2 separate regions of the Homo sapiens genome follow, and region 1 is linked to region 2. Evidence: chromatin contacts called from ENCODE Hi-C or POLR2A ChIA-PET data. All regions are on one chromosome and are shown on one strand. Each heading gives the region's core, a stretch centred on a gene start or an enhancer-like site at or near the end of the contact. The rest is flanking DNA. Distances are from core to core; before and after follow the strand shown. Region 1 has its middle 15 kb from the start of POGZ. Region 2 holds the start of PI4KB (phosphatidylinositol 4-kinase beta).

Region 1 (5,314 bases), core at 2,161-4,660, 150 kb before region 2:
GCTTGAGCCCAGGGGGTGGAGGCTGCACTGAGCCTCTGCACTCCGGCCTGGGAGAGTGAGAATTTGTCTCAAAAAAAAAAGAAAAATAGAAAAAGAAAAGAAATTATCTGTTTACCTGTTTACAAATTACACATCTGTATTTCTCTCTAGACATGGACTGCCCAGTATGGTAACCATTAATCACATGTAGTTTTTTAGTACCTGAAATGTGGCTAGTGCAATGTGAGATTTGCTGTAAGTAAATTCGAGAAACTTAATTCAAAACGAAGAATGTAAAATAATTTGTTAATAATTTCTAGTGGCTCATGCCTGTAATCCCTGCACTTCAGGAGACCAAGGCGGGTGGATCGCGTGAGCCCAGGAGTTGGAGACCAGCCTGGGCAACATGGGAAATCCTGTCTCTACAAAAAAATACAAAAAATTAGCTGGTGGCAAATGCCTGTGGTCTCAGCTACTCACGAGGCTGAGGTGGGAGGAGCATCTGAGCCCAGAAGGTTGAGGCTGCAATGAACCATGATTGTGTCACTGCACTCCAGCCTGGGTGACAGAGTGAGACCCTGTCCCCAAAAAAAAAAAAAAAACAAAAAAAAAAAACCAATAAAAGTATATTAATTACATATTAGGATAATATTTTAGATATATTTTTAGATATATTTGGTGAAATAAAATATATTAATATTAACATTAATTTTATCAGTTTCTTTTTAATTTTTTAATGTGGCTACTAGAAAATTGTAAATTATATATGTGGCTCTCATTACATTCCTATGGAATGGCACTGTTACAGACTATAAGAACTGAGGAAACTCTAAGGCCTTGTACTCAATAAATACGCATTAAGTGAATAAATAAATTGCAATCAGCCAGGGCACATTCAATTTCTGACTACATGTATACATTAATGATATCTTTTCACTTCAATGTTGCTATTTTCATAAAACAGAATGTACTTTCTGTACCAGCTAGACTCAAACATTCCCCAAAATCTGGCCAAAAATTTTAGAGTACTTCCACAATTCATCTACAAATGTCTCTACAGGGATATTTGTTTTCTTATAGGTATAGTCACTTTCAGCTAAGTTACTTGCTCTAGAAATGGCGTGGCATAGATATAGCATGATAACTGAGAACCATCTTAAGGCATGCATTCTAAAAGCAACAGCTAAAACGTGAAACAATACCTACACATCAAAATCAGTGAAGCTCTTCCAAAATTGTGACTTCATTTTCACCAAGTAGTTCAGCACCTTGTGAAAGTCTGTGCTTCTACTGAGCTCATGGTGCTTAAGCAAAAGGAAATGAGTCCAGTGCCTGGCTGACTCAGTTGTCATGGCCAGTTCTCATCTGAACACCTGCATGTCTTAGAACACATCAGCACTGCTCTTGTATTACTCCCCAGCAGTTTCACATATACTGTGCTCAGCTATCACATCATATCAGTAAGAAAGTACACTCTTAGAGTCAGTAGGGGTCTGGCATGTTGTATCTCTCAGAACCCTGTTAATTAATTCTCTAAAGTCTTCAATCTAAGGAAACAGCTCAGTAAATCTCTTCAACAAGTTTCCACCATTTAGCTGTCTGACAGCATTAAAATAAACTAGATCTTCATGTTCTGCTTCAGCCTTTTCCAAACATACTAAAAACTGAATATGGCCAAGGGCAGACACACAAGAAACCCAGTCTCAATGCCTCCATCAAATCATGTGATTTGCAGAGCTCCCAGCACACATTTTCCTAATGAATGATGTAATGGAAGCTGGGGCCCCCTAATCGCTTTTGACGTGAATAACTTGAATAACATGCAGAAATCTTTCTTCCCGTGATCTGTGTCAAGTGAGCTTAGCTTTTCCATACTTAGACAAACTTCTCAAGTTCCATCTTGACAAGAGGTTAGGCCCTACTAGCTAATTAGGCACACTTTTTCCCCTGAAAATTTTAAGTGGTCCACAATCCAAGGTCAAGGGAGCCTGCATCTGGTAAAAGGGCTGCAGGAGGGACACTTCCACACAAAGCTTCACTGATGAAATGAAATCACTGTGCTAGTGTCCCCATCCTGGTCTTTTCTCTGTGTATATCACAGTATGGGCATGGCACCTTCATTCATTCAACCAATATTTCTTAGTGTTAGCCATGTGCAAAGCCCTTTGGAAGATACCAAGATAAATAATACTAACAGCTATCATTTAATGAGCCTCTTACATCCGAGATCCTTCTAAATGCACAACACCAAAAGATTAACTCCCTTTCGCTGAAGAATAAAACTGGGTCCCTATATTTAAGGAGTTTATATTTACAAAGATTTCTGATATATAGCATGGTACAGACTATATGTATATGAAATCCTAACTGCTGTTTGTAATGAAATTAACAAGTACATCAGATTGTTTAATTTGTAGTACTCAACAGCATTCTGATCTAAGCACTTCTCAAATGTTTGTTGACAGGGCCAACTAGGAGACAGTGACAGGTTGTTTTCTATCTACACTAGGAACACAGCAAAAAAATACTTAAAATGCATGCGCAATAAAGCAAAATTTCCTAAATCTTAATAAAGAGAAGCTCGTAAATTACTTGCCACTGAAATTTTTTAAATAATCTGAATTAAACCTGGGCTGAGCTAGGTATAATTTTACCCACTTGAAGCAGGGACATGTATTAGAATGAAGTAAAACAAAAACTCCACGTCATCACCTACAGAAATGTTCATCATGCACCACGGTGATGTTTTGGGGAGTAGGCCTCCATTTGGCAAAATTACTAGCACACCAAAATCTTATTCTGGTGTCAAGTGAGACCAGCAGCCAGAGCCTAGGAGCCTGATGTTGGGCCCTGTTAAAATGTTATTTACATCTAAATTAATTTGAGAGAGAAAAAGAAAGTAGGAAAAACTATATTTTAAATATCACATTTTTTTTTCCTCCACTTCATTTTCTGCACTCCTACTATGGCTCCCTTAACTCAGTCTGAGGCCAAGAGATTATGATGACAAAAGAGAAATGATCAATAAGAAAAGGCGGCTCCTGAAAACCCAAGCCCACTCGAGGGTTCAGACCTCGAATCCCACCCTTCGGAGCCTCGCCGCTCCCTCCCGGGTTGCGGGCGCCAGCAGAGGAGCGCAGGGCGGACACTGCCCTTTTCTGGACTTCGGTGCTCTTCACCCCGCTTCCCAGTGCCTCCTGCCGCCCCGCGGCCTCCACACCCACGCGCCGCGGGCCCCCGCGCCTTCGCGGCTCCAGCTGTCCCCTCCCGGTATACCCACCCACCCGCACGTCCAACGCCCTTTTTTCCCCCCCCGAAAACTTTCTAGACGGTAGGGACTATTTTCTTCTAATGTAACCTTCCACCAAACTGGAGGGAAAAGTTACCCGAGGCCAGAGAAGGGCTGGGGACGTGGGAGGGACTCACAAGATCCCTGGTTCTAAAAACAGAGGTCTCTTTCCATGAAAGTGAGTAACTGGGCCCCCAAGCCAGAGTTTTGTTTGTTGGATTAATTGGTCAAGGTGCACGTTGAAGCTAAATATCTTAAATGGAGATTTTTAAAAAATGGATATAAAATAGACTCCACTAGACAAATGGTTCTTGTCTTCAGACCTTGCAGTTCTTTCTATTGATTCTCATGTTATCTGTCCCTCCCTACCCCGGGCTCCCACGTCATGAGGTTCACGTATAGGGAAATCCAGGTCACTTCAGTATGATGACTTCATAAACCCTAGAGGAAGAAGTCAAATCTAGAAACTGCTCTTTGAGGCAGTTTGCTGAATTCTATTCTGTATTCTGGAAAGGTAAGCTAACCTGCAGAAATAGTTAATGATTGGGATAATCCTCTAGACCTTCTTTTTCAAACTGGGTGGCAAAATCAGTTTGACAAGCAGTATTAAGAAGGAAGGAGAGGACGGAATGATGGAAGAAAGGGCTGGGCACAGTGGCCCAAGCTGTAATCCCTGCACTTTGGGAGGCCGAGGCAGGGGGAACACTTGAGGCCCCAGGTTGGAGACCAGACTGGGCAACATAGGGAGATCCCATCTCTACAAATAAAAATAAAACTAGCCGGGTGTGGTGGTGCACTTCTGTGGTCCCAGCTACTCCAGAGGCTGAGGCAGGAGGATTGCATGAGCCCAGGAGTTCAAGGCTGCAGTGAGCCATGTTTTATAAGCCACTGCACTCCAGCTTGGGCAACGGAGCAAGACACTGTCTCAAAAAAAAAAAAAAAAAAAAAAGAGGTGTAATAAAAGAGAATAGAAAGCTATCACATAGTGAATATCAGTAGTCTTTCATACAATCTGAATCATGAAAAGTACTGTGTGTTTGTGTGTAGCCAGTCAAGATGTAGAATATGCTTTTTACTGTGGGTGGCTGTCAAAAAATGTTTAAAAACCACTGTGCTAGACAGTGGAACTTTTTAAGGATGCTTAGATTGGAAAGGTTGAAAAGTCATCTAATTTATTCCTCTATACTTAGACAGTATTTCATTTTAAGAATAGTACAGACTTTAATTACCTTTCTTGCTTATCATCTCATCTCAACATTTCCTACTAATGATTTGTGAATAATTTGTCTCTTTAAAGCTATTATTTCAGTAAAGAAAGCTATAACTTTCTTTACTGAAAGAAAGTTATACAAAGGCAATTCTGCCAAGTTCCCTTTTTTTCTATGGCTCTTCTATCCTGTCCCCTGGGCAGTGGACATATTACAAATGTGCCTGAAAGATCTGTCTCCAGTGGAGTCCCAGAGAAATCTGAGTTGCTGGAATATCATGTCATCAGATACCCCCATGGATCTATTTTACTTTATTTTAAAATTTGAATTTTTATTTATCTTTTTTCCCCTTATTATTTATTTCTAAAATTTCATCCACCCATATAGGTTATATGAAAGCCTGAAGGTCTTTGTTTGTTTGTTTGTTTGTTTTGAGATGGAGTCTTGCTCTGTTGCCCAGGCTGGAGTGCAGTGGCGCAATCTCAGCTCACTGCAACCTCTGCGTCCTGGGTTCAAGCAATCCTCCTGTCTCAGACTCCTTAGTAGCTGGATTTACAGGCGCACACCACCACGCCCGGCTAATTTTTGTATTTTCAGTAGAGACGGGGTTTCACCATTTTGGTCAAGCTGTTCTCGAACTCCTGATCTCAGGTGATCCACCTGCCTTGGCCTCCCAAAGTGTTGAGATTATAGGCATGAGCCACCGCATCCAGCCAGAAAGCCCAAAGGTCTTGAATTGACTTTGTCCCTTCTCAAGTAGGGGAGCTCTCTGTCATGCTAACAAGTTTGTGACTGAAACTTTCTATCTTTACACCCATTTCTTCCCCCCATTACACAC
Region 2 (5,271 bases), core at 2,075-4,574:
CAGCACTTTAGGAGGCCGAGGCGGGCGGATCACGAGTTCAAGAGATCAAGACCATCCTGGCCAACATGGTGAAACCCCGTCTCTACTAAAAATACAAAAATTAGCTGGGCATGGTGACGCATGCCTGTAATCCCAGCTACTCGGGAGGCTGAGGCAGAAGAATCGCTTGAATCCAGGAGGTGGAGGAGGGTCCCTTGAGCCAAGATTGCACCATTGCACTCCAGCCTGGGCGACAGAGGGAGACTCTGTCTCAAAAAGAAAAAAAAAAGAAAGAAAGAAATTTATACATATGAACCCTTAGAGCTATAAATAGGAAACTTAAAATCTTCTACTTATGTTTGTGTGTGTGTGTATTTTTAGTAGGGTGGTCTATAACTGACTAGCTATAAAAAGTTCCTGCTTCAAATTTGAAGAGATGTTTCTGAAATTTTTTCTGTCATTGGAAAATAAGAAAACTTCCTACTATAAAAAAGGTTGTCACATGTCTTTCTACAATGTTTCAAAAGGCTAGTCTTGTGGCTGTTTGGAAGGTTATCCCTTGAGGGGATACATGACATTTTAAACTCTAGGCTAAAGCAGGGTCATCGCCTCATGATATTTGCGGGACAGCTGATTGGAAGCTGGCCAAGAGCTGGTGGGCCTAACATGTGGACTGGTGATTCTCCCCAATCCAGACCAGTGGTGAGAATTTTTTTTTTTTTTTTGAGATGGAGTCTCGCTCTGTTGCCCAGGCTGGAGTGCAATGGCGCAATCTCGGCTCACTGCAACCTCTGCCTCTCAGGTTCAAGTGATTCCCTGCCTCACCCTCCCTAGTAGCTGGGATTATAGGCACCCACCACCATGCCCAGCTAATTTTTGTATTTTTAGTAGAGACAGGGTTTCACCAAGTCGGTCAGGCTGGTCTCAAACTCCTGACCTCGACTGATCCACCCACCTCGGACTCCCAAAGTGCTGGGATTACAGGCGTGAGCCACCACGCCAAGCCGATTTTTTTTTTTGAGACAGGGTCTCACTCCGTTGTCCAGGCTGGAGTGCAGTGGCATGATCTTGGCTCACTGCAGCCTCTGTCTCCCAGGCTCAAGTGATCCTCCTACCTCAGCCTCCTAAGTAGCTGGGACTACAGGTGCATGCCACCATGCCAGCTAGGCTAATTTTTGTATTTTTGAAGAGACGTGGTTTCACCATGTTGCCCAGGCTGGTCTCAAACCCCTGAGCTCAAGCAATCTGCCCACCTCAGCCTCCCAAAGTGCTGGGATTACAGGTGTGAGCCACTGTGCCCAGCTGACAAATTTAAACTATCTTTGGCACTCTTGTCCCCATTCTTTGTTCATCTTTCATACTGTACTCCTGCTTTAACCTAGCTTGTCTGCTTGCCCTCTCCTCATGATATGAGCAAATTCCCATTTATATTCTTCAACATACAATTTTTTTGCTTTCAGAATGCTCGCTTGTCTTTTATTTTGCTGGGTTATATCCAATATCTATTCTAAGACCTGACTCACAATATTTCTAAGAAGCCTTCCATTCATTCATTCACCATATACTGGTGTGTGTGTGTGTGTGTGTGTGTGTGTGTGTGTGTGTATGTGTGTGTGTCCATACACATATAGGCCTTCCAAATTAACTTAAACTCCACTATGTCCCTTCAGCAATTAGGTTAGGTACCCCATTTGTTCTACTGTTGTATATACTGCATGTTTTACACAGGCATTTTCAAGCTATTACACTTTATTCTGCCTTCCAATTAAACATTGTAGCAGTGACTCTTTCATCATCTATCCTGTATGATTGTCCCAATAATTAATAATAAAGTACTATAGTAGCAACTTGTACTCTCTTGATCCTAACAAAACCCTGTAATGGGCTAATATTACTTCATCCATATGTCTTCTTTGTAGACATAGAAACTGAGGTTTAAAGAGGTTACATTAGTTATTCCAAATCAAACGGCTTGTAAGTGGCAGGGAAGATGGCATTCAAGACCCGGGCTCAAATAACTAGCCTCAATGTATTAAGTAAGGCACTAATGAGGGGCATTGCATATTAAGTAAAGCCCTAGGAAAGGCATTGAGATAGAGGTTCTGAGGACAAAGAGGGCTCTAAATCAACAATCTTAACCGAAAAATACACAAAAAACTTGCTGGGCGAGGTCGGGCCTATAATCCCAGCACTTTGGTACCTGAGGCCGGCAGATTGCTTGAGGCTAACAGTTCGAGACAAGCTTGGGCAACATAGCAAGACCCTGTCTTTACAAAACAAACAAACAAACGAAAAATACACAAAAGCAACACCAGAGGCCCATTTGCATGGCGTGTTTTTGTTTATTTGTTTGGCCTAATATGGTTTCGTTTTGTTTGGAAGAAGGGATTGTGCCCTCCAAGCCTTTGTCGTTTCACTCACCTCTCCCAACCTGGCCCTGTCCAGCCCCTCCCTGGAGGGCTGGGCATATGGATGCTGGAGGTCACAGGCTGCCCAGGCAGGTTGGTGACCTCGGAGGCAGAACCACGGCCTCGAGTCGGGCCTCTAACGGCGAAAAGACTGACGCGGTTGGACCGCGCCATTCCCGAAATGTTAAGGAGCTTAAACTCCGCATCGTCCTCCAAGATAAGTAGGAAAAGGGCAGTCAGAAAGAACGTCTTCCCCGTCCGCCGTCTTCCTGCGCGCCCTTCTAGGAACCCAGCGTCCATCCCACGGCCTGATTTACTAAGGGAGTCTTGTAGCATACGGGAGGGGGAAAAGTCATTGATTGCAATTACGGTAATTTGGTTAGTTACTCAAACGGTCGTTTACATATAACTTGCATGTTAATATACTTCTGGAAGTATGCATATGTCCATACTTCTTTAACAGGGCACCCACGGCCGCCTGCTCACCCTACTTATGCAGCAAATTTTACTTCTCTCTCGGCTTCTTTAGCCTCGCAAACGCTATCGCTTAGGTCCGCTTCTTAAATATTGGCCCCTCCTCCCACCCGTAAGCTCCTCCCTTCGCCCTCTCTCCCTCGAGAGCTTCCAAACATCTTTTCCCCGCCCCCTTTTCTATTTCTGAACAGGCATGTTCCAGGCAGCTCACCCGACTCCTTAGATTACTATGGAATCGGTAGGGTCCTGACCGCTGGGGAAGCAGGAAAGCGTATCCTGGGAAGAAAGGCTTGGCTTGGACTCCGGAGAAGAATACTACATCGAGACCTGCTGGGGAATTTTATTTTATTTTATTATTTTTTTGGTCTTGGTTGTACTGAGGGAGGAAGAAGAGGTTGTGTGGCCCGGTCGAACTTGTGGCAGCCTGAAGGCCCCCTCAGGCGGCGCCGCGGGCAGCCCCGCAGCCGGGGCCTGGTGCAGCCTCCGCGGCCGCTGTCAGGGAAGCGCAGGCGGCCAATGGAACCCGGGAGCGGTCGCTGCTGCTGAGGCGGCAGTGTCGGCAGTCCAACCGCGACTGCCCGCACCCCCTCCGCGGGGGTCCCCCAGAGGTAAGCTACTCCTCCTTCATGAGTCACCTTTGCCCTGTTGGGTGGGGGGGGGGGTCCCTCTCCCACCCTGTCCCGCACAGTCTTCCCCACCTGAGTTCGACTACGAAACTGCCCTCTTGGTGTCAGCTGCACCCCGGGTTCCTTCTCCACCCTTTCCTCTCAGGCCTGGGGTCCTCCTCCGCTTTTTGGCTTCCTCTTCTATTAGCTCCTCCCTCTGCCTCGGGGATTCCCCCCTCCCTCACTCATCCCTGTTGCCTACGTCTCGAATAATTCTTTTTTTTAAGTCATGAACCCTTTCCATATCAGACGACTCCCATAATGCCCATCCTTGTCCTTCCTCGTCGTCTCTGCCCCTGCCCCAAACCTTTTCCATGGACTCCACCTTTATCTCTTTTCCTAGTTTGCACTTTTCCTCCTATGTCCCTGTGCAACTCCAGCACTGGGTTCCCATTTCCCTGAGCTAAAGATTGCATCCCTGTCTTCCTGTGCTGCTTCTGATTCCATTACCTCACTGTCACCCACCTACCCAGCCAGCTCCTGGCTTCCAAGAATTGCCTGTTCCCTTCTCCTTAAGGGATCTCGGGCCCTTGTCATCAATCCAAAAGTACCATTTACATTCTTACTTTGAACCTAGTCCTCACTCTTCTCTGGGATGCATTATGATCCCTATAACTTTCTTTAGCTTCTCTTTCTCCCTCCTCAATCCCCCAACTTTCTAGAGGTTTCTGTCTGTAGGGGAGAGATTTGACAGTGCCCTTCCCATTCAGGATTTCCAACTTTGACACCTCCCTCGAGTTTCAGGGATTTCTCTGATCCTTGTGACATTTGTTCTGTTTTTCCCGTGGGCTTCATGTGTTCTCTGTTACACTCTTTATCTCCACATACCACTTATTTCAGGATCAACTAAACCTTGAACTAAGAAGAAAAATGTGTTGTGAGCAGGGGGAGCCTCAGCTGCCTCAGGCCGTTCAGGACAGAAGGGTGTTTCTGAAGGCCGGAGCAAGTTTTGAAGAAGTCCCTATCAGATTACACTTGGTTGACTACTCCGGAGCAGCCACTAAGAGGGATGAACAGGCCTGCGTGGAAATTGAATGAGATTGTGAGAAAACTTGTTTCAGATTATTTAATTTTAGGCTTTTGTTAAAGGAATCACAGAATAGAGTGCCTTCTCACCCCTGTCCAGATCCATGAGGAATCAGTTTATTCTTGTGGTTTACTAGAATAGTTTTGGTTGGTTCCATAAGAATTCAGGCCTGGAGTGGGGTAAGGGTATAACTGGAAAAAGGAACATGAGACAATGGAAAGAGCTTGTACATTCAGAATCGGGACTCCTGGGTTCAGCATGTGACTTCCTCACTTGACCTCTAGAGTGATCCTTTTGGAAAATGCCCACTCTCTGTAGGCATCAGTGCAGTAATAAGTTGGTAGCAGGATGTGGGTTGGGGGAAAAAATCAGATTTGGTTTATTTGTTTACAAAACATTTTGGGTTCCTCAGGCAAAAGGTATTTATTAGTAGTGGTTTAGTCATCCTGAGAATTTTCCTTCACCTTGGTCTTTCTGTCAGATGTTTCTAGTCCACAACCAGGGGTGTAAGTCATTTTGAAAGACAAGCTCCAGGCCTGCTTCCTTCATCTGCTTTGCTTTTTCCCCCAGTGCATTAAGTGGCTGATTTTCTGTCCTGTTCCTCACGTACTTGATCCATAACTCCAGATTCTATAGGTAGAAAGTATGTTTGTGGGAAAGCACTTTGAGGAAGCTGGCTGGAAAAGAGAACTTGGAGTGAACTGAGACTTAGGCAACT

What was found. A loop is a pair of places that touch in the nucleus more often than their neighbours do. ChIA-PET counts read pairs that join two places held with the same protein, here RNA polymerase II (POLR2A). Pooled maps may share reads with other maps.
Region 1: a pooled map shows a loop between it and region 2 (4-fold over the local background). The contact joins the enhancer-like site here to the promoter of PI4KB in region 2. A Hi-C loop is called at or near these places in 4 of 50 pooled maps. POLR2A ChIA-PET finds 5 or more read pairs at or near these places in 3 of 52 experiments (activated CD8-positive, alpha-beta T cell, activated naive CD4-positive, alpha-beta T cell and common myeloid progenitor, CD34-positive).

Annotation. Positions count from the first base shown.
Region 1 is chr1:151,471,392-151,476,705 of GRCh38, reverse strand. No RefSeq gene overlaps it. Among named protein-coding and RNA genes, the nearest start is that of POGZ, 15 kb to the right of the region's middle. Within about 2 kb of position 3,410, at least 26 of the 41 ENCODE cell types and tissues checked have a DNase peak (open chromatin) inside an H3K27ac peak, as active enhancers do.
Region 2 is chr1:151,325,469-151,330,739 of GRCh38, reverse strand. It overlaps PI4KB (phosphatidylinositol 4-kinase beta), which reads left to right and starts at 3,324. Exons shown (of 12, transcript NM_001369623.2): 1 at 3,324-3,469. RefSeq lists a silencer at 2,887-2,956 and an enhancer at 2,892-3,816.